Regions from separate parts of the Homo sapiens genome. Here region 2 is linked to region 1. Evidence: chromatin loops called from intact Hi-C (ENCODE). Cell type or tissue: GM12878. All regions are shown on one strand. Each heading gives the region's core, and the rest is flanking DNA. Links, peaks and the distances in the headings are about the cores only. Region 1 holds the start of LOC124903142 (a long non-coding RNA gene). Region 2 overlaps FLT1 (fms related receptor tyrosine kinase 1).

Region 1 (11,335 bases), core at 2,404-6,403:
GACAGGGTTTCGCAACGTTGGCCAGGCTGTCCTGGAACTCCTGACCTCAAGTGATCTGCCCACCTCAACCTCCCGATGTGCTGGGATTATAGGCGTGAGCCATCTTGTCTGGCCAAAAATCACAATTTTTAAAATTTTTATTTTTTAATTGTAAATTGACAGATCATAGTTGTATATATTTATGCATCCAAAGTCATGTTATGAATTTATGAATATAGTATGAATACAATGTGGAATTATTAAATCAAGTTAATTAACATACCCATCACTTCAAACACTTACTTTTTGTGGTAAGAACATTTGAAATTTTCTCAGTGATTTTGAAATGTACACTACATTATTTACCACATTCACTACTCTGTGCAATATATCTCAAAGAAAACAACTTGCTCTTTTCATCTACTGTGACCCTCTACCCTTTACCTTCATCTCTCCATCCTGCCTCCCGGCTGCATTCAATAACCACCATCCTACTCTCTGTCTCTTTGAGTTCAATTGTTTTTAGATCTCACATATAAGCAAGAACATGTGGTATCTGTCTTTCTGCACCTGGTTTATTTCATTTAGCACAATGTTCTCCAATTCGGTCCATCCATGTTGTCACAAAGACAACATTTCTTCCTTTTTAAAGGCTGAATAATACTCTACTGTATATATAATACCATGTTTTCTTTATCCATTCATTATTGATGGATACTTAGGCTGATTTCATAACTTGGCTATTGAGAATAGTGTTGCAATGTACATGGGGAGGAGATATCATTCCCACATGCTGATTTCACACTTTTTGAGAAAATATCCAGCAACACGATTGCGGGATCATATGGTAGTTCTATGCTGGATCATATGTAGTTCTTTAAGGAGACTCTATATTGTTTTCCATTATGGCTGTGCTTATTTACATTCCCACCAACAGTATGCAAGGGTCTCCTTTTCTTCACATCCTCACCAACACTTATCTTTTACAATAGCCATTTTAACAGGTGTGGGGGTGCTATCCCATTGTGGTTTTCATTTGTAATTTCCCAAATGATTAGAGATGATGAACATTGTTTCACGTATCTGTTGGCCATTCGTATGTCTTCTTTTGAGAAATGTTTGGGTTTCTTGCCCATTTTAAAATCAGATTATTTTCTTTCTATAGAGTTGTTTGAGTTCCTTATATATTTTGGATAGTAATCCCTTTTCAAATGTATGGCTTTCAAATATTTTCTCCCAATTCGTAGACGGTCTCTTTACTCTGTTAATTGTTCCTTTCTTGTGGAAAAATAATCCATTTGATGTTTCAGTCAGATTGACTGATGATTCTACTGTCTTGAACCCTTGTTAGGCTTCTTGGCATATCTACATATTGTTTGGTATCCATATGTTTTGAAAGAAAAAAGAGTAATAAAGATAATTTGAAGAATATTTCACTGTATAATAACTAAGAAAATAGAATATGTATTCTGATTTTTTAAAAAAAGAAGTTGCAATTGATTGGCTCAGAAAAACAAAATGCCAGAAAACATATTTGAATGTTTACAAAAGCAGCTGGGCATGATGTCTCACGCCTGCATTCCCAGCACTTTGGCAGGCTGAGGCAGGCAGATCACCTGAGGTCAGGAGTTCCAGACCAGCCTGACTAACATGGTGAAGCCCTGTCTCTACCAAAAATACAAAAATTAGCCGGGCATAGTGGTGGGCGCCTGTAACCCCAGCTACTCGGGAGGCTGAGGCAGGAGAATCACTTGAACCCGGGAGGCAGAAGTTGCAGTGAGCCGAGATTTCACCATTGCACTCCAGCTTGGGCAACAGAGCGAGATTCTGTCTCAAAATAAATAAATAAATAAGAAAAAAGAAAGCTTACCATTATTTTAAAAAAGTAACATTTTTACTAGAAATATTATCATCAACAATGCACTTGATAAGTCCCCAAGAAAGAGAAAGACATTAAGGGAAAATCCATAGGTGCACAGCCAGCTTCGGGGGCATGCAACCGTTCAGTTGCACAGAACCCCGGGCTCAGAAGGGCTCCATACTTGGTTTCATGCTCTGCTGTTGCCATCTTGATATTCTTAATGCTTTTTTTTTTTTTAGAAAGGTTGGTGGGGTGGGCTCCACATGTTCATTTTGCACTGGGCCTTGCAAATCATGTAGCCGGAACTTCACAGATGGGTAACTAAAGTGGTCAACCGGCTAGCTCTATTGGTCCGTGAAGATGGCAGACACAATGGGGATTCCTCTGGAAAGAAGATAATACGGACATGGTTCAAACCCACAAGGCTGTGAAGAGTGTCTGATCATAGATTTTTTTCTCATCATGTCCTTACCATGAAACTTGAAGGTGGGAATTTTATGACCAAGGCTACTCTGGCAGGATAGAGGCTGGAAGGCTATTTCTCTCAAAGTATAGGCCACTGAGCAACTCAAACTATTCCCATTCTCAATATTTTAATCCCAAATTAAGCTACGAAAACTATGAAGCATTATCTTGAAGGGGAATATAAGTTATAAAAATTGATCACATGATTGTGGGAGGAGGGTACAGGCATGCCAAACCAATAGTATATATTCCTACAACACCAACACCCCTCACCCCAAAACCCTTCTCAGCCTGGTCCTCAATGATGGGAAATGAGGCAGAGGGAGCCTAGCTTAGTGCAATTCAGCCCACGGATAGCTCTGTCAATTAACTCATCAATGCTCTGTATTGACCAGAACATCAGAGCCTTGGTCTGGAAGGTTGTATAGGCATGTTTTCAAATGCAATTTGATGTTGAAGAATATTCTGGATAACAATGTGAACAACCGTTTATGTCCTTACCACCAAACCAGGAATTCTATAAGCACAACTTAGCAGACAATGAAAACTGAATCTCAGAGAAGTGAAGCAATTTGTACAGGATCGTGCACAAGTAAGTGGTAGAGCAGGAACTCAAGTGCAAGTTCTTTGTCCTCTGCCACACTGTTGGTGGGCCCACAGCCCGGGCATGCTTCCCGTCTCGTGAAGCCGACACCATAAATGGTAATTGGTGTGAGACCTTCGAGCTGGGCAGACTGAGAATTAGGCACATTTTGACATTTTTATCCTCATGTGTTCTAAGCATTCGCATCCAGAAAATTATTGCCAGGAAGACACAGATGCATTCTCCATCCCAAAGAGATGCTATTGAAAGGTGTTCATGGCATTAAGTTAGGAAATAAAAATGACTTCCTGATTAGGCTGATTATCCATTCAAGAAATATAGGAGTGCCTATTGTGAGTCATTTGTCCTCCAAGATCCTTAAAACCCAGTAGGCGGTTTTTTCTCTTGAATAGTTTAGATCGAAAGTTTATCAACTATATTTCTGTGAAATTCTTGTGCCTAGGAATTACACCAAGATTTTTAGCAGAAATTTACCAAAAATACTAAATTAATGGGACCTTTCCACTATTTTAAAATTATACGCATGTGTTGGGACAGAGGGTATATAAGAAATCTCTGTGCTTTCCAATCAATTTTGTTGTGAACCTAAAACTGCTCCTAAAAAATAAAGTCGGCTGGACGCAGTGCTCCTGTGATCCCAGCACTTTGGGAGGCCGAGGCGAGCAGACCATGAGGTCAAGAAATCGAGACCATCCTGGCCAACATGGTGAAACCCTGTCTCTACTAAAAATACAAAAATTATCTGGCCATGGTGGTGTGCCTGTAGCCCCAGCTACTCAGGAAGCTGAGGCAGAAGAATCGCTTGAACCTGGGAGGCAGAGGTTGCAGTGAGCCGAGATCACGCCACTACACTCCAGCCTAGCAACAGAGCAGGACTCGGTCTCAAAAAAAAAAAAAAAAAAAAAAAAAAAAAAAAAAAAAAAACCTAGTAAGACAATTTTTTAAACCTATTTTTTAAGTCAACCTACAGTTTCTCAATTCACTATTTTAAGAGTATTACAAACTTGACTCTCCACTATTTTTAGAATTCACAGAAATCTGAGGCACAATTTCTTCAGTATTTCCCAGGGTCTGTCAAAGAATTACAAGATATTACTACCATAAGTTAAAATGCTACAAAACGTCATTATGTGTTAAAAGAAAATTAGAGGGCATATGTGGGAAGTGACACAAATGAAAAGAGGAAGACATAAACCTAAAAGTGGTGAGTAATCTAGCAAGTTAAAAACTGTACCATAGTCTCACTATTTATAGAATGCACGTACCGTAACACTCAATTCTCATTCATAACCTTTTTCCACCAACTTTGTTGAATTTGATTGCATGAGCAACAGTTACTCACCTTCTCACTCATCTTGGGAATTTTCTTTATTTTTTTCTTTCTTTACATTTTTATTGACAAATAATAATTGTACACATTTATGATGTACGACATGAGTTTTTCAAATACGTACCCATTGTAAAATGGTTCAATTACGCTAATTAACATATGTATTCCCTCACATACTTACTATTTGTTTGTGGTGAGAACACTTAAAATCTACTGTCTCAGCAATTGTCAAGCATACCCTGCGTTGTTACTAACTATAGACACCATGTTGTACATTAGGGCTCTTGAACTTGGTCCTCTGTCAAACCTCTTGAGAATTATCCTTATGGAGATGTCTTCATTTCATAAAAACCTTTTCTAAATTTGCCTTTATGTTTTTGTCTATAAAATTAGAAGAATGTAAAAGAGTTTTTAGTTCCTGAGACAAAGCAGGCTTCAGATTCTCCACAAGAGCTCTGAGGAGTCTTTGATGCCAAGTGGAGACCAAAATAACCAGGTAAGCGAGATGGCAGAGGAAGTGGGGGTGACTGGGATTTAGATCTCATGGGATCCCAGAAAACCTGCACATGTGGCTTCCCAAAGGGGAGCCTGGATGACCTTGGCACCTAGAGCCATGAGGCAAGGAAGCTTAGGATCCCATCTCCATCACTGGCCAGTTGGGTTATCTCAGCAAGAGACACAACTTCATGAGCTTCAGTCTCCTCATTTGCAACACAGGGATAAAAACAGTGCATCTCTCACAGGGTGACAGGAAGGAAAAGGCATGCAGGTGCTCAATGCGATGAGCAAGTTGTAAACGGATGGTACTTATAGTCATTAGGATGCTCCCGTTACAATGTTGCATCTGTCAACTCACTGCTTGTATCTCTTCATGGTTTAAATTTTCAAAAGACTGAATCTTGCTGGTTCAGTCAAGTCTGTGAATTGGTTTGCCCTAGGTGGGATGAGGTGTGTGTGTTTGTGTGTGTGTGTGCACGCACACACTCAGAGGGGTATACCAGAATATCAGATATCTGAACATGAACTCTAGTATCAAATAGCAAATCGTTAAAAAACATGGCCAAAATATAAAATCTTCTGATTGGCAAGAAGACAACTGTGGTTTCCATGTTGCTGCCTGCATGTGCTGTTTCTCCCTCTTTGTTCAGGGCCATTGGGAGGCATAATGCACTGAATGTCTATGTCTCCCCCAAAATTCATATGTTCAAACCCTAATCTCAATGTGATGGTAGTAAGAGGAGGCACCTTTGGGGGATAATTAGGGCATGAGGGTGGAGCTCTCACGTATAGGACTGTGCATTTGTAAGAAGTGGCCAGAGAGCTCCCTTGCTGTCTTTTCTCCTGGTGAGGACATACCCAGGAGGCAGTCATCTGCAAGCCAGGAAGAGAGCCCTTAGCAGAACCTGACCATGCTGACCCCCTGATCTGAGACATCCACCTCTGCAACTGTGAGAAATAAATATTTGTTGTTTAATCCTTAGCCTATGGTGTTTAGTCTATGGTGTTTTTTTATAGAAGCCCAAGCGGACTAAGACAGGATGGAAACAAAGAGGGCAAGAGAGAGACAAGGAAGCCATATATATGTGTGTGTGTATATATATATAGCTCCCGCTACACTGGTGGAGGACAGCCTTTCTGTTATAATGTTCCAGAGCTTATACAGAGGAGAGTCTGGTGGAGAATGATGCAGGACTGAAAACCAAAGCCAAGAGGGGTTTGAGATGTGTGAGAAAGGTGTTTTCAACTCAAATATATACATGGAAACAGAGACTGAAAACAGCTACAGATTGGTGACAAGGTAACTGAATTGTATTTATTACTATATCTTTTCCAGATGTTTTATTTAATTAAATCATGTTTTAAGTAATTAAATCAGTATAAACTAATTTACAGACCCTAAACTAATTAGGACAGGGTAGAGCTATTCAGAAGTTTAAACAAAATATTATAAGACATTGCCAGTAGGAAGTCAACATATTGCTCTTTAATATTCAAGTTTAAGATGGGCATGGTGGCACAGGCCTTGTAATCCCAGCTATTTGGGTGGCTGAGGCAGGAGAATCACTTGAACCCGGGAGGCGGAGGTTGCAGTGAGCCGAGATCAGGCCAGTGTGCTCCAGCCTGGGAGACAGAGTGAGACTCCTGTTTCAAAAAAAGAAAAAAATACAAAATACAAAAATTAGCCGGGCGTGGTGGCACGTGCCTGTAATCCCAGTTATTTAAGAGGCTGTGGTGGGAGGATCACTTGAACTCAGGAGGCAGAGACTGCAGTGAGTCAAGATCACACCACTGCATTCCAGCCTGGGCAACAGAGTGAGACCCTGGCTAAAAAAATAAAATAAAATAAAATAATAAAAATTAAAAAAATTCACATTTAAGATTTTTAAAGAATGTTTACTACATTGGATTTCTATATTAAGAACTTTATTGGCTGGGTGCGGTGGCTCACATCTATAATCCCAGCACTTCTCGAGGCCAAGGCAGGGGGATCACTTGAGGTCAACTGTTCAAGATCAGCCTAGCCAACATGGTGAAACCCCACGTCTACTAAAAATACAAAAATTAGTTGGGTGTGGTGGCATGTGCCCGTAATCCCAGCTATTCAAGAGGCTGTGGTGGGAGGATCACTTGAACCCGGGAGGCAGAGGTTGCAGTGAGCTGAGATCTTACCACTGCATTCCAGAGTGAGACCTTGCCTAAAAAAAAAAAAAAAAATTCATGTTTAAGATTTTTAAAGAATGTTGTTTACTACATTGAGTTTCTATATTAAGAACATCATTGGCCCAGCGTGGTGGCTCATGCCTGTAATCTCAACATTTTGGGAGGTGGAGGTGGGTGGATCGCTTGAACCTAGGAGTTCGAGACCAGCCTGGCGCAACCTCATCTCTACTAAAAATACAAAAAATTAGCCGGGAGGGGTGGCGCGTGCCTGTAGTCACAGCTACTCAGGAGGCTGAGGTGGGCAGATCTCTTGAGCCCAGGAAGTTGGGGCTGCAGTGAGCCCAGATCACAACACTGCACTCCAGCCCGGGAAATGACAGTGAGACCCTGCCTCAAAAATAAATAAATAAATAAATAAATAAATGAGAAGAACTTCATCTTTTATAAGTGTAATTTATTAAAGGCATGCTATAGTCTTGGACTCAGTGATTTTTACTTACGGGAGAATCTAGGCATTGAAAAATCTAAGGTACTACTGCTCACCTGCTTCCAATGTGGCAGCTTGCTTAAACTGTGAGCAGGATTCCAGGAGGAAACAAACTGACTGGAATCTAGCCTTGCAGACCCAAACCTGCAAGGCGATCGCAAACAAACCCGCAAGGCCATCGCAAACATCCCTAGGTATTTCAAACCTCATTAGGATTCACATGTTTCTTTTTTTTAAGGTGCCATAACTAGGACTCTCTATTGATTTTTTTTTTTTTAACGTAGATCTACCTTTGTTCAGAGAGATTTTTGAGCTTGCCACTGGGTCCCAGGGGGGAAGTGGTCAGACCGTTGCAAAAGCAGCAGCAAGTGAAAAAGAGGAAGGCCCCAGCAAAGGAGCGGAACAGAGGCCGGGAGAGGCGACCCTGCCGACGATGCTCATGTCAGAGGGGCGTCCACAGTTGATCATAATCTTTTCAAGTCCAGGAAATTAATCAGCAATGGGAAAAGGAGTCTAAGATGAATAAAAGGATGTCCGACAATGTGGGCAGAACAGCATGCTAAGAAATCTGGGTGGGCATATTCCATAGGAAAGTGTAATAGTAGGCAGGAGGCAGCTGTGGGGCTAGCAACCAGTCCCCAGCCTCAGGATGAAAGATCTAGAAAAAGGGACCTGGCAAAGGCCCTAGAAGAAGATCACTGGGCAGGAAACCAGGACCAGATCTGAGGTCTAGGAATAGAGCGGGGAAATGGGGAGGGAGGAGGACACCTCAAGTAGCAAGGGATAGTTTGTCGTTAAGTCCTCGAACTGATTTATTTCATATAGACCTCTATTGACAAGGAACAGCTTTCCTGATAGTTTCAGCAATGCGTGGGAAAATAAAAGGTCCATAGTAACCTACACAAGGTAAACCAACATGAATAGCCCACCAGAAGGCAAGGTGAAGGCGAGCTGAAACCATTCTTCAGGTGCTAGATGCTGAGGAGCCTTGGAGACCTCCTAGCTGAAGGTTATCAAAGAAACACAACTCAATAAGCCTCTGCCTTGTTAAGTTTAAGTTCTGCTAATCTTTTTGTGAGAAGACTGTGGGGACTAACCTGCCTCTGTGCTGGCAGCGATAAAGTGAATTGGAAATGCCAGTAGGGTGTGTGGACAGATGGAGACAGGCATCTGGAGCTGCTGGGGACAGACAGCTATTTCTGTTGAAGAGAACAAAAGATGCAAAGAGTCCCTTTTCCCCACTCCCCTCCAACTCTGAGCATTTCTTCTCTGAAACGTTTTCTTTTCTTTCTCATTCATAGAATATAAACTATGTTCAGAAAAAAAATAAGAGTTGATGATAGGGGAAGTTCACTCCTGAATATCTTCCTCCACTATTCATTGGTTTGGGATTGCAACCTGCCTTTGCCCATTGCTGTCATTCTTCAGAGGTAGATGTTTGCAAAAATGTCCAGAGCAGCTGGACCTCAAATCTAAAATTGCTGTAGTAGAAGACTCTCCTCCACTGATCCCTTGAAGCACATCCATGGAATGCCATTGGAAAACTGCCACTGGAGGGCATTAGACATCATTTAATTTGCTCCATGATGACTTTTGACCTCTGAATTCATTTCACATGGATGACCAGGCTAGTCCCATCGTCACCCTCAGACACTTATTTGTCTATTTCTAGGGGCAGAAAACAGTGCAAGCCTTGCAGATATAAGGCGATCCTTTAAGGGGCTCGCAATCTAGTTGGGACACATATATAAAAAGATAACAACTACAGTAGGTTCCAATCAAAGTAGCACATTATATGTAAAAGCCACAGCAACACAGCTCTCAGGGGCAGCAAGCATTTTGCAAAAACAGAGAGAACTCTCCCAAGAAGGTGAACTCACAATATCACAGGGTCTTATACACTCTGCTGCCCTAACTCTCACTTCATCTTGGCTAAGCATAGGAGTGAACTACATTTTTCATTATTAAAGATATGTATTAAACAATTAGGATATGCCCAATTTATACTATTTAGGGATTGTTCCACTTCGTTTTCCCCAAATCTATTTCTACAGACCAGGAGCTATAATTTTTTCCCCTAAGCTTATAAATAAAATAACGCCGGGTGCGGTTGCTCATGCCTGTAATCCCAGCACTTTGGGAGGCTGAGGTGGGCGGATTACCTGAGGTCAGGAGTTCGAGACCAGCCTGACCAACATGGAGAAACCCCATCTGTACTAAAAATATAAAATTAGCCGGGTGTGGTGGCGCATGCCTGTAATCCCAGCTACTGGGGAGGCTGAGGCAGGATAATTGCTTGAACCCAGAAGGTGGAGGTTGCGATGAGCAGAGATGGTGCCATTGCACTCCAGCCTGGGCAACAAGAGCTAAACTCCATTTCAATAAATAAATAAATATAAATAACATGATTACATGTAAACAAAAAATAGAATATGATCATTTATTCATTCATTCATCCGTTCAAGAAGCACTAAGTGGCCTTGGCTTTTACTGCTGGCTTGACTCAGCTCTGTTGGGCAAAGGGCAGAGGACTAAGCAACTGGGAGTGAAGCAATTAGAGGATGATTTTCACATTATAAAGAGTCCCAGAGGGTTCCTTTTAGTGTGCTTCCCCAGGGGATTTAAATATTTAAATATTGTTATACAGATCCTTAAGTCTTGCAGCTGGGGAAGATGGGAAGGACAGCTGAGGGTGGTCAGGCAAAAAGCAAAGATTTAAATCTGAAGGGTCAGAGGCCACTGCTAAGAACTGATCTCTAATTCCAATACTAGTTATGCCCTACCAATATATAGCTTAGAAAGTCCGCAAAGCACTTCTTCGACCTTCTCTCTTTTGGTAGTCATGATGATAAACTCTAAACTTGAAGGTTTAAAATGTGATGGGAAGTAACATTTTCCAAAATTGAAATCACACAAAATGTTTGAAGAGTTTGTCTGTGGCAAAAAGAGATTAACGAGAAGGACAGCGTATCTATGACAGATTTCACACATAGCTTCCATTTTCTTTCTCATCGAGGGTGGGGTGGGGAGCGTGGGATGGTGGTGGTATTGCAGTTACTAAACACATATTGTATGTGTGTAGCATGTTTGTGTGTACACACATGTGGTACATATAAAACAGTGTGCATGTCATATATACATGCAAATTCTGTGTGTATGCTCAACAGTCAGATGATAGTGTTCCCAGCGTGCAAACGGGAACAAGATATGGTGGTAGGGGTGTCCAGGAGAGGCAAGAATGTCTACATATTTCATATACATTTATAGCGATACAGAACCTACTATGTGAAATGCCCAGGCCTCTAAGCCCAGAAAATGCAGAAACAAAATAGACCTTTCCCTGCCTCTCCGAGTTTGCAATCTAGTGCTCTTCCACTAGAGCACCCAGGACACTATATGCAGCAATTCAGGGCAGAATGATACCAATACCAAAATAGAAGTACTTAGTGGAATAGGAGAATATTAACTAGTAGTTTTGTGGGGCCAAATGTTGTTCAGACTTGTAAATGTGAGGACGACCTAGACAAGTCAGCCCATTGCCCAAGCTTGGCATGCTCTGAGCAGACAGCTAGCAGCTGCAGAGGTAGGGGTTTCTGGGCAGTCGGGAGCCCCTTCTGCCAAGTTCCCCTTCCCAACAGATCGAGAGCTCGGAGGCTTGGCACGGTCGGTCCCGATGGCCCCAGCGGGAGGGTCACGGTTGAGACAGCAGCCCCATCTCATTGTTTAAGGCCGGGGCTTCCTCTTTTGGCGGAGCGGGAGCGGGAGCGGGAGCTGAGCGGGAAGGGGACGGACGCCGCGGGAGCCTTCGGGATGTCTATTGCTGCCGCTCCCTCCCCTCGCCGGGAGCTTGGGTTTCCCGGGGTGTGTGCGGATTCTCAATAAAAAGGGAAAAGCACGATCCAAGTTAATTTTCCAGCGCCGACAGGAAATGCTGTTTCCTGCATCGTA
Region 2 (11,335 bases), core at 2,853-6,852, 95 kb before region 1:
GGTCTCAAACTCCCGACCTCAGGTGATCCTCCTGCCTTGGCCTCCCAAGGTGTTGGGATTACAGGTATGAGCCACTGCACCTGGCCCCACTTTCCTTTTTTTAATTAAAAAAAAAACTAAAAAGGGAAAGATTCTGCTTTATTTCTTCTTGGTTCATTACCTGTATGAGTTTAAAAGTAATCATCCTTTCCCTCCTCTCTTTTATTCCTAATGTTTTATAAGAACAAATTCTAGGCAAAACGAAAGCCACAATATTACTCAGTCAAAACTTAGCTCGCCTTCATAGCATATTTTACTACTTTTTTTTTAAAGGGTGACATTTTCAGTTGAACTATCGGTAGTTATAATAACTTAACATATTTACATATTTATTAGACTCTAAGACACTAAATAATTTGAGTTAGGTCTGAACCTCTTTCTATAGTAGATACATTAACTGTCTGGCCATATTAAACCAATTAATAGTTTTGAGCTCCTTAAACAAGTACATTCTGTCCTCAAACTAAGCGAATGCTTTGGCCGTGGATATACATAGATACGCCCTTTCACTAGAGCCTAAAATTTAAATGCCAGGAATTATTCTACGTATTTGAGAGTAATGTGCATATATTAGTCACCCAATCTCTTTTGATGATCATGTATAGACACCAGTATGCAAATATGTTACCATATAACTCAAAATAAGTGCAATGGAGCATTTCTTACTCATGTGTTACTAAAATTCCTGTCTACAACTGAATCTAAGTTAGTCTAAGTGTATATAAATATGTTTATATAAAGACATATTTGAGAACTTTTGGTAATTAAAGAGGGTTTCATTTATCTATAAATTTTAGCTTCATCTCTCTGAGAGGGTGAAAGAGTGGTTCTGTTTATTTTCTGGTGTACAAAGTTTCTACATATATTTCTGAAACACCTCTAAGTTAACTGTACTGATTTAACCACCAAGCACCAAATCTGGGCCTCACACAGGTAGGCTACTCAATTAGTACCTGCTGACTAATGTACATCGAGCTGTCATTCTTGTACATCAAAGATGTGTACGTTTTTGGCAGATAATTTCAAGCAGCAACGTATTAAAGAAATAAAGCATATGCAACCTTAAACTTCCATTTGTGATCAGTCTTGTAAGTAGTGAAAAAAAATGCCTTGAACAGAGAATAATTCAAATGGCCAACAAACATTTAAGGTAATGCTCTGAGTCTTGAGACCATTCTGAAAGGAATAAGACATGTTTTCAGGCCTTGGCGAACTTATTCCATCACACAGAAGAGAGATCCCTTACACCACAAAGAAATTGGAAAGAAAGCTAATGTTTACAAAGTTCCATTCGAGGTGGCCTCATTCCCCAAACCATATTTTATTAGCATCACTTAAACCCAAATTTATAAATATTATGTTCTATCACCATAATTGTTATTTTCTAACATAGTTACTAGTTCTAATCCTAGATAGAATAGAAATTTTAGATTTAATATTGCCAAAACAAAATTTAAATATATTTAGAAAAGGCTCTGTTATTCCAGAAAAATTCAACTCTACACTTTTATCCGAATCTAATAGCTTCAATTATTTAGTTTTTTTTTTATTTATTTGCATGTTAGGTTGGCACATATGTCAAGACCCTAAACGGATGGGTCGATAAATATTGATGCATACCCCAAATTTGCAAAATAGTATAGAATTTCAGTAGATCTCACTGTCTTATGTGTTAAACATTCACAGTGGTAAAGAAGATATTTAAGATTTGTAAGTCTTCTCTATTTCTATTCTTAGAAAATGACAGTCAAATGAGAAATCAGATGTGTGGAAAACAGCTACTTCCCAGGAATTCCATAGCTCACCAGTAACTTTCCACTCTGAGAGTAATACACCCTAAGCAAAACGAGTTGGAATTGTGGGAAGAATCTAGAAAATCAAATAGCCACTTCTATCTGTTTATGTTAGGATTATGCTTTGTTTACTTTTCCTGTCAATCTTTTTTTTTTTTTTTTTTTGAATAACAATCCTCCTGAACACTCTGCAAGTGGAGTTAAAAGTAATAAGGAAAATAGTTTGGCATAATGATAATCCTTGGGCAGTTTCAATAATATCTTATTGTTGCACCTATCAAGTCTATTCCTGTTCTTCAAATTAGCTCCCATAAACTATCCTTAGTATCATCCCTCTAGACTAAACAAAAAGAGGAAAAAGCAAACAAGGCTCAGTCATCAACAGGATGCAAGGAAATGCTGCACAATTAGCAGAGGGTAGGGATGTATTCATTTAGCAAATATACACTAAGTATCTACTGTGTGCCAGCCTTGGCCCAGCCTAAAGACACAAGGGTGCTCTCAATCAGCTCTTAGCTTAGAGAGAGACAAACCTTTGCGCATCGAGTGATGTAACAAGGGCGTGAACAAAGTGCTGTTCATACTGAGGGGGAAGAAGTGATTCTGAATGAGGCAGTGAGGAGAGTTCACAGAGAAGGTGACGTAAGAGCTGAGCCATGGGGTTTGATAAATAAAGCCCTCTTAGGAGGCAGGCAATGGGTGGAGGTGCATTTCAGACAGATGGAAGAGCAAAGCCCAAAAGTAGGAAACATAGTGATCACTGGTGTTGGGAAGAACTTGGATCATAACCAAAGAATACAAAATGAAAAATGGGAATGCTAATGCAACTGACATAGTGGTATTGCCAAAGTCTAGGGATCTTCAGTTGAGAAACAGGAGACCAGAGTTCCAACCTGAGCTCATGTCACAGCTCATGGGAGGACCTTAGTTTTGTGCTTGTGCTTCTAAAACTGTAAACTAGAGAGAAAAATTATGAAATTGTTAGCCAGTGATAGGGTATATTCAGTAAGAAAGAAGAGTAGCTGTTGCCCACCTTTTTCCAAGGCAGGGAGAGCCTTTGCCTCAAATATACAGTACATCCCACATGCAGATTCCCATCTGCGTCCATTAAAAAATCTTAATTCCAGGTGTCAAAAAGTATTTGAAAGTTAGTAAAAAAACTGACTGTCCCTACCTTGCTTCGGAATGATTATGGTTACAGGGGTGCCAGAACCACTTGATTGTAGGTTGAGGGATACCATATGCGGTACAAGTCAGGATTTGTCTGCTGCCCAGTGGGTAGAGAGCCGGGTCTGGAAACGATGACACGGCCTTTTCGTAAATCTGGGGTTTCACTGGAAAGGAGATGAAGAACGGGACAGAAGTCAAGAGCAGTTCTAATGACTTTCTCCTGGGCCACACATGAAGGACCACATTCTCACTGGCTTTGATGTCAGGGAAACAAACAAGAAACAAAAAAACAAATAAACCCTCCTATTTGTCAAGAAAATGCAGATTTTTAAAAGTAGTAGCAGGGTTTTGAGATTATTAATAATTTGATTCCATGGTATGTACATTGTGATTACAGTGATAAAAGATCATGCCGCCTATGGAATACAACAAACAAACACGAGATTGTTAAGATGGGAACTTAACGTTAAGTGTTTTTTCAAATGATTATTTGAAATTTTGCTATCTTTGATGTTGTTACGCTGATTTTTGAATTCATAAATGTTCACTAATTTGTTGCCTACCAGAACCAGAAGAAAGTATGAACAGCAAACTTACCATTGACAATTAGAGTGGCAGTGAGGTTTTTAAACACATTTGACTGTTTTATGCTCAGCAAGATTGTATAATTCCCTGCATCCTCTTCAGTTACGTCCTTGATAATTAACGAGTAGCCACGAGTCAAATAGCGAGCAGATTTCTCAGTCGCAGGTAACCCATCTTTTAACCTGTGGTTAAAAACATGATCAGTAAGTCATTTCACACGGCCTCTCAATATCACTTTGATAACACGGTCATTGAAGTTTTTGAGCTCAAGTTGACCAATTTCAAACCTTTGATCATCAGTGTTGATTTTTAAAATGTAGGCATTAACTTTTGAGTAAAGGCAGATATGATTTTTAGACTGGGTAACACTTCATATTTATTGGCAAGGAAGAAGAAATAAAGCGAGCGAAGATAGAAAAGCAGTAGCTTAGTGTGCCCACAGGCATACTGGTGGCCACTGTGACTTAAGTATTAACCCAGAAGCAGGGGCTCTGATTCCATCCGAGATGTTTTTCAGAGTTTTCCACGAGGCTCCATCAGCAGTATAAGGGCCATTGTAAGTCAGATCAAGTAGATCACTTCTCCAGATAAAAATAAAAATAGACTTTTCTATTGTGGTCTCATGTGGAGTTCTTATTAGTTTTATAAATGGTCACACCAGTTGTCCCTTTCATAAACTAGAGTGAAATCAAGACTATCAAGATTTTTCCTCTGAGGAAGAACAGTTAAGGCACAGAAAAAAAAAAAACAGAAAGCATAAACTTAAAGAAATTTTAAAAACGTATTAAATACTGAATCGATGCATTGATATCACTCTGTTGCACACAGAACTGAGAGTCAGAGGCTTGGGTGCTTGACCTGGCTCTGCTACTCACTGCAGGCTGCTGCAAATGTGACTAACCAGTTTGGGCTCCAATTTTCTCAAATTTTCTAGAGGTTCTCAAAGTTTCCTTATAACTCTAAAATTCTATGATTTCATTAAAATGCATGGTTCTTTAAATAGGCAGTTTTAATCCATTAGGAGTTTCTTGTGTTCTGTATAAAGGTTTAATATTGGGAACTTAGTTCATTATCATGCATGATTATAAAGTCCTACAAACAAATTCCCATTACTAGTGTGTCTCAGATCCAAAGTAATTAAAATGAGGATGCTACACTTTGTGATTACAAATATTGTCTTGGTATTACTTTAAATTATTTCCTACAACAAGTCAGCATTTTTGACGGTGGATTGAATTTTTTTTTAATGCCCTTGCTACTTAGTTACTGAAGAAATCAACACTAACAGATGAGCGTGCCCTCAGACACTGGAAGAGTGAATGTACCTCCTGGAGTCATCAGATTACTATTCAATTTACTATTAAACCTAAAAATTTACTACTAAACGTTTTTGATATTCTGAAGCAAAAAAGATCATTTTTCTACTGCAATGGCATGAAGACATAGCACAAAGTTAAAATTTTCTCTTTAATTCCCTATTAAGTATTTGAGGGAACTGCAAACAAACACTGCCCTCATATGACATTGAAAGCCAAATCAGCTCTGGTTAGGGAGATTCTAAAATGGCGCCACATCCCTATTGTATGGATTGTTTTGCTAATCAGTTTTGTACTATACCCTTTGTTTAAAATGTAATGACTTGAGCCAAAGATATTGGCATTTAACAGTAATTTTGTAAAATGATTGCAGATCATAAACAGATTACATTGTTTTACATCAGGTGTTGTACCAGTGTTTTAAAAAACAACTGCTGAAGGAGGTTTTGAATATGTATCTTTCTAGCCAAAAAAAACTTAATTAGTTCAAATAGGCCCCATCGTCCCCCTCTTCAAATGAGTAAGTCTTGTCTCTATTAATGTTTGTTTAATTTTAAAACAGGACTGGAACTTTCAACCCAGCTGTATATAAAAGAATTATTTTCAGCATTCTCATTACAAGAGCCCACTTCTTCAGGGTTAATAGAGCATGTTACATATTCAAAATGCTTCCTAGTCATTGCTCAACACATCCCATTCAAAGAATGTTGACATCATAGGAAGGTTTAGAGATGCAGAAAGTTAGCCACAGTAAGAGACTAGACTGAAGCGAGCACTCAAACAAACCTCATCTCTCGCTTACCTTGCTACATTATTTCCTTTTCCCCAGCCCTTCTCACCTCCACCACCCAAGAATCTACAGAGTTCTGAGCTCTCTGGGGCTGTCTGAGGAACGTCTCTTGGTATTTTGTCAGGAATTCGAGTCATTAGGCTCTTGCAGCTTCCCACTTACAAAGTATGTCTTAAACTGTTATGGAAATAAGGATGGTCCTACCATACAACTTCCGGCGAGGGAAATGCCTTCACTTTCATAGAGAGCCGGTAAGACCGCTTGCCAGCTACGGTTTCAAGCACCTGCTGTTTTCGATGTTTCACAGTGATGAATGCTTTATCTTTGAAAGGAGAAGTGATACATACATTAGAAAAGAATAATTTCCATAAACAAAACCTTAGGGCCTCATTCAGGGAGGGTGTAATCAATGAGTAAATAAACAGAGCTGAATTATGATAGAGCCTATCAATGAGCCCAAATGTTGATCATGAATAGGATACTTTAAAAGCACTGTAATTGGTGAACGCCTTTCAAATCAAATGGTATCACGTCCTAGCCACATAAAACAGTGGCAGAGCAACAGAAAGTGAAACACCTTAAATATCTCTATCACAATAACAAAGAAGTGGGAAGATATTTCTAAAAATCTACCTGGCCACTATAAGCAAGGTGAGAAAAAGTTGCTCTGTACACCCTAAAACAACCAATTTGATATCAAAAATCAACTGGAGAAAGACAAAAGGAAATAAAGGCTACTGATAGAATTGTTCCATAGTTTCTGCCCTCCACACTGTTTCCTTTTCAGCAATGGAAATAAGGTCTTTAAGCATTTTCTTTATAGAATTTGCATACTGAAATTAAGCAACAGCATTAGGATTCCTTGAGAGTAAAAGCAGGAATAAAATAGCATTAATTCTAAATGATTTAGCATACCATATTTTTATTTCTCTAATTCATGGTAGTACCTGAGAAATTTTTCTTAGATAATAAAGATAAAACTCATCATCTTTTTCTGTTTTGTTTATACAGAACACTAAGAATTTCATAAATATATTAGGTTCTAACCGAATTATTAGCCATAATAAGCATCTAAAGAAAGGACTCTCTGTTCAATTCAAAAGTATTAAATGTAAAGAGTACTTAATGTGGTTTGCTTTTTGACAGGGGGAGGAGGGAACCATGGCCAAGCTGTATTCATTCATGATAATGTAACTCTTGGCCAACAGAAAACTGACTTATTTAGAGAACACAGACATCTACAATGATTAGAAAGCATAGCATGAGTTGGCAACGCTGAACTATGCTTACCATATATATGCACTGAGGTGTTAACAGATTTGAATGATGGTCCACTCCTTACACGACAAGTATAAAGTCCTTTGTCTTTGTTCTGCATTTTGTCAATAGTAAGAACACTGTAGAATATGTTGGCATGGGAATTGCTTTGGTCAATTCGTCGCCTTACGGAAGCTCTCTTATTTTTCTAGAAAGAAAATGTATAACAAATGTAGAAGGAGTGAGTGTTCATGCTTAAAGTTATATAGGATTTTAACATTTCTTAGATCATTAGTTCGACAACAGCTTCTGTTTTATACTAAGAATCATGTCAAATCCACCTAGAGCGTAATGTTTGGAAACTACATCTGTGTCTAGAGGTGCTTCAAATATGTAGCATAGCAGGATTTATTTAGCACTTAATTTTCTTCAAATACACTTTCACATATACTATCTCAATTGTTTGTCCCAACAACCTAATGAGATTGGCAGGCTGACTGCCCTTTTAGTGATGAAAAAACTGAAGGAAGTGATACCCTGGCCCAAGTTGGCTAGGAACTGAAGTTGTTTGAGCATAAATCTAGTGTCCTTCCTCTGGCACACACACCTCTCTACACAGTAACCTGTTCCCTAGGCATAGATATCGCACACAAACGTGGACAATCATAAGCCTTAGTTAGTGTCTGGCTTAATGACAGTGCTTCTCTCACCAAATCACCATGTGAGTTTCCTTTTTTGTCCCTACGAGATATGAAGGAAAATATAATGAGTCTTGGCTGTACTTACTAAGGTGGAATAATGCTATAGTTTCATTATTTCACTATTTGAACAGTGCTTGCCCATGTCAGCTAAATCACAGTAAATGGATCTTTAACCAAGACTTGGAAGGTGCTGTCCCAGGTTTGTCTCAGAGAAGATCAAGAATTAGCCTTAGGCTCTGCAATCTGACCTGGCCACAATGACAGTCCTGCTCACTGTTTTGAGAAGACAAGATCACATTGCCGTCTCCTTTTTTTTTTAAGCACTATATTTTATAACTAATAAGTTATTTCCACCTCTCAATCCTTCCCCATAGTCATAGGGGGCGGAGGGGAGGAGCATGGAAAAATGTCTTTGGGAGCTGTCCAGAACTGATTTTTGGATCTTGAGCTTAGTTCTCCTCTGTGCCACGTTTAATACACTTCTACCCACCTGTCCTTTTACTTCCCCATTGGAACAGACAGACACATGTTGAGGCCATTTTCTTCATTCTCAGCAATAACCAGAGAGAAAAGTCAATTGCCACTATCAAAAGTCAGAGAACTAGTCCCCTAACGTAACAGACTGAGGGAGCTTTCTGCAGCTCTATTTATACAGGTACTACTTCCTTTGCCAAGCTGAGTAACACTGGTATTGCTTCTGACTTGGGAAAGAACTCATCCTGTGTTTTAGAATTGCTTCGCCCAGTACTGCAGCCACCAGCCACGTGTGGCTATTAAAATTAAATGAAATCAAAAATTCATTTCCTCAGTCACACTAGTCACATTTCAAGTGCTCATCTGCCATATGTGGCTAGTGGCACAGTACTGGAGCACAAATACGGGATATTTCCATCACAGAAAGTTCTGCTGGACAGTGCTGTTTTAGAAGATTATTAGCATTTAATAGATGTGTTGTAGATACTCTTACTTACAGCAGCAATGCTAGCAGGATAAAAGTTTCTTCCCTCTTGGCACTTACGGAGAATATTTGATTTCTATTAAAACCCAGAAAATATTGCTACAAGCCATAGCATTTTTATTTAAATGAAACAATACCTCTCCTAGAGAATAGTTTATGACTGATAAGTCCTTAATGTGTCCCTACAGGGCACTCGTTACACGTTTTTGTTGCTAAGTTATTCCATTTCCATGGCGAGAAATGTCGATGAAAAACAACACTAGCTTGAGGCTGATGCATTAATCTTTCATACATAATTTAATCATAAATTGACTTTGTAATTGGGCAATCTGAACGACATAACAAATGATTGTACTTGAGATATGCCGCATAAATCATGCTGACACACAAGAAATGGGGGCTAGAACTACTGTCAAAATTTCCGTAACAGTTTATCATAGTTTCCCCATCTATACATTTTTAAAACAATTATTGTTTGCAAGGATGTTCGATTTGAATAAGGGAACCCAACGCAGGCTTCATTCTTCTCATTTTTCTGAAGGACAGAATTGCTCCCCTGACACTTAACAAATGGAATATTGGATGGCTGGGTTGTAATATCTTTTCCAAACATGCTCCAATCAGGTGCCTGACTGTCTGCCAGTATCTTAAATGAATGCGCTGACAGAGACAGCCTCCTGGAAAGTTGTTGTTGTTGTTACAAAAGGCAGTCCCTGCCTGGCATTTGGTGATAAATTTCTCTCTCATCTCTAAATCCTACAGAGTAGTTTCCAAGAATGAAACAATCCCTTTTCTTCCACCTAGAATCATGCAATAGAAATACCAGTCTACACTCTTCAAAACAAAACCCCCAGACATCAAAAGACAGTATCTATGCATATCACACTCATGAAATGCCAGGCAAAGAAAGCACTCAAACCAAACCCAAAGCTTCTTTATTGACTAACACTGCCACAGGAGTCAGGATTTTCTGATTTTTCCCATCTCAAAACCCCTGCGGGATTTCACTTGCTTAAAATACTGTCCTGCAGAAGAAATAGAAAAATGGGTCACTCACTTCATCAGGGTAACTCCAGGTCATTTGAACTCTCGTGTTCAAGGGAGTGGTAGCAGTACAATTGAGGACAAGAGTATGGCCTCTAAGTAATTTGACTGGGCGTGGTGTGCTTATTTGGACATCTATGATTGTATTGGCTGCAAGCATAAGAGAGAAATTTTTTAAAATTAAGATTTCATTACACAGATAAAAATACAGAGCACTTCGGCTTATGTTCATGCCTTTGAAGCATCACTTACTTTGTCGATGTGTGAGATAGTTTGTCTTATACAAATGCCCATTGACTGTTGCTTCACAGGTCAGAAGCCCTATTTCTTTGTACGTTGCATTTGATATGATGAAGCCCTTTCTACTGTCCCAGATTATGCGTTTTCCATCAGGGATCAAAGTGTCAAGTGGAAACTGAAAAGGAAGAGGCATGCATTAACAAGGTCCTATTAGCACTGGTTGGCAATACTGTTTCACCAGCAGTTTGTGAAAACATGATTTTTCATCTAAAATGAAAATAGTAAAACTTTGTAGTTTGCTTATAACAAACTAGGTTAAAAACTCTAGTTTGTTATAATTGGTTCTTGAGTTTTTTTGCATATAGCAAAAGATATTTGCATTATGATAAATTATAGTAATTATGATAATTTACTATCAGCCTTGGCAACAAGTGGCATCTACCCAGGATAGACCTACTTGTCATGTCAGACTTTCAGTTGGAGCCCATAACTCTTTGGCCTCCGGGAATCTTCATAATAAGCTGGTCAGACACTCAATAGACAAACCAATTAAGAGGCCGGGCGTGGTGGCTCACGCCTGTAATTCCAGTACTTTGGGAGGCCGAGGTGGGCGGATCACCTGAGGTTAGCAGTTAGAGACCAGCCTGGCCAACATGGTGAAACCCCGTCTCTACTAGAAATACAAAAATTAGCTGGGCATTGTGGCAGGCGCCTGTAATCCCAGCCTCTCGGGAGGCTGAGGCAGGAGAATCGCTTGAACCCGGGAGGCAGAGGTTGCAGTGAGCTGAGATCACACCACTGCACTCCAGCCTGGGTGATAGAACGAGACTCTGTCTCAAAAACAGAGAGAGAAACCAATTAGCATTTTTTTTCTACCGGGGCTGCCAGATTATTCTCATTTGTTTTCATCATCCAGCGCTTTTAACAAGCCATAGTTTTTCCTCCCATTTTGCATAGTTTACTGAAGAAGTGGCTGTCTTCAAAAGAGTGTAAATAATTCCAGGTCCTCCAAGATTCATAACATTAACTCAGCACTCACTGGGGCTGTCATTCTGACGATCCTGCTGTGTCACAAGGAAGGCATCAGCTCTGCCTCTGGAAAGGAAACTCCCAGAAGCTGAAGCTGCTGATGGTGAAGGCAGCCTCGGAGGCCAGAGACTCTGCAATGAATGAAGTGCTCTCTAATGCTCAGAAGTATTCCCAAGCACGGTGAGTCCAAACAGAAGAAAATAATCCATGATCTGACTTTCTCCTTATGCCTTCTTCTGACATCAAGAATGTAACATTTAAAGACTACAAGATAAACACTCTGCCTTGGGATTAAACTTTATTTATAAAGGGTCATTGCTCCATAAAGTGGCCCAGCCAAATTCCCCTGATGCCAGGTTGCCAGCCCAATTTCAGTGGTGGTAGACTCCCAACTACCACTATTCCTTATTCCC

Evidence for each region. Hi-C counts contacts between places; a loop is a spot of excess contacts. Peaks named below come from ENCODE experiments on the same cell type or tissue, not always from the same donor. Only the 100,000 strongest peaks of a DNase experiment are listed, where the experiment ranks them.
Region 2: a loop joins it to region 1, with 7 times the contacts of the local background. A loop is called at or near these places in 2 of 110 quality-filtered maps.

Annotation. Positions count from the first base shown.
Region 1 is chr13:28,520,101-28,531,435 of GRCh38, forward strand. It overlaps LOC124903142 (a long non-coding RNA gene), which reads left to right and starts at 11,240. Exons shown (of 2, transcript XR_007063737.1): 1 at 11,240-11,335. RefSeq lists a silencer at 10,972-11,266. In GM12878, for the core only: no CTCF peak of the experiment used is centred there; a DNase peak (open chromatin) is centred at 4,111; H3K4me3 peaks cover 446 bases; H3K27ac peaks cover 1,006 bases.
Region 2 is chr13:28,424,153-28,435,487 of GRCh38, forward strand. FLT1 (fms related receptor tyrosine kinase 1) reads right to left here. Exons shown (of 30, transcript NM_002019.4): 5 at 9,906-10,068; 6 at 9,667-9,803; 7 at 6,984-7,158; 8 at 5,898-6,015; 9 at 3,600-3,769; 10 at 3,007-3,166. Among named protein-coding and RNA genes, the nearest start is that of FLT1, 65 kb to the right of the region's middle. RefSeq lists enhancers at 5,735-6,134, 6,154-6,813. In GM12878, for the core only: a CTCF peak has its summit at 5,111; a DNase peak (open chromatin) is centred at 5,939; H3K4me3 peaks cover 2,123 bases; H3K27ac peaks cover 2,309 bases.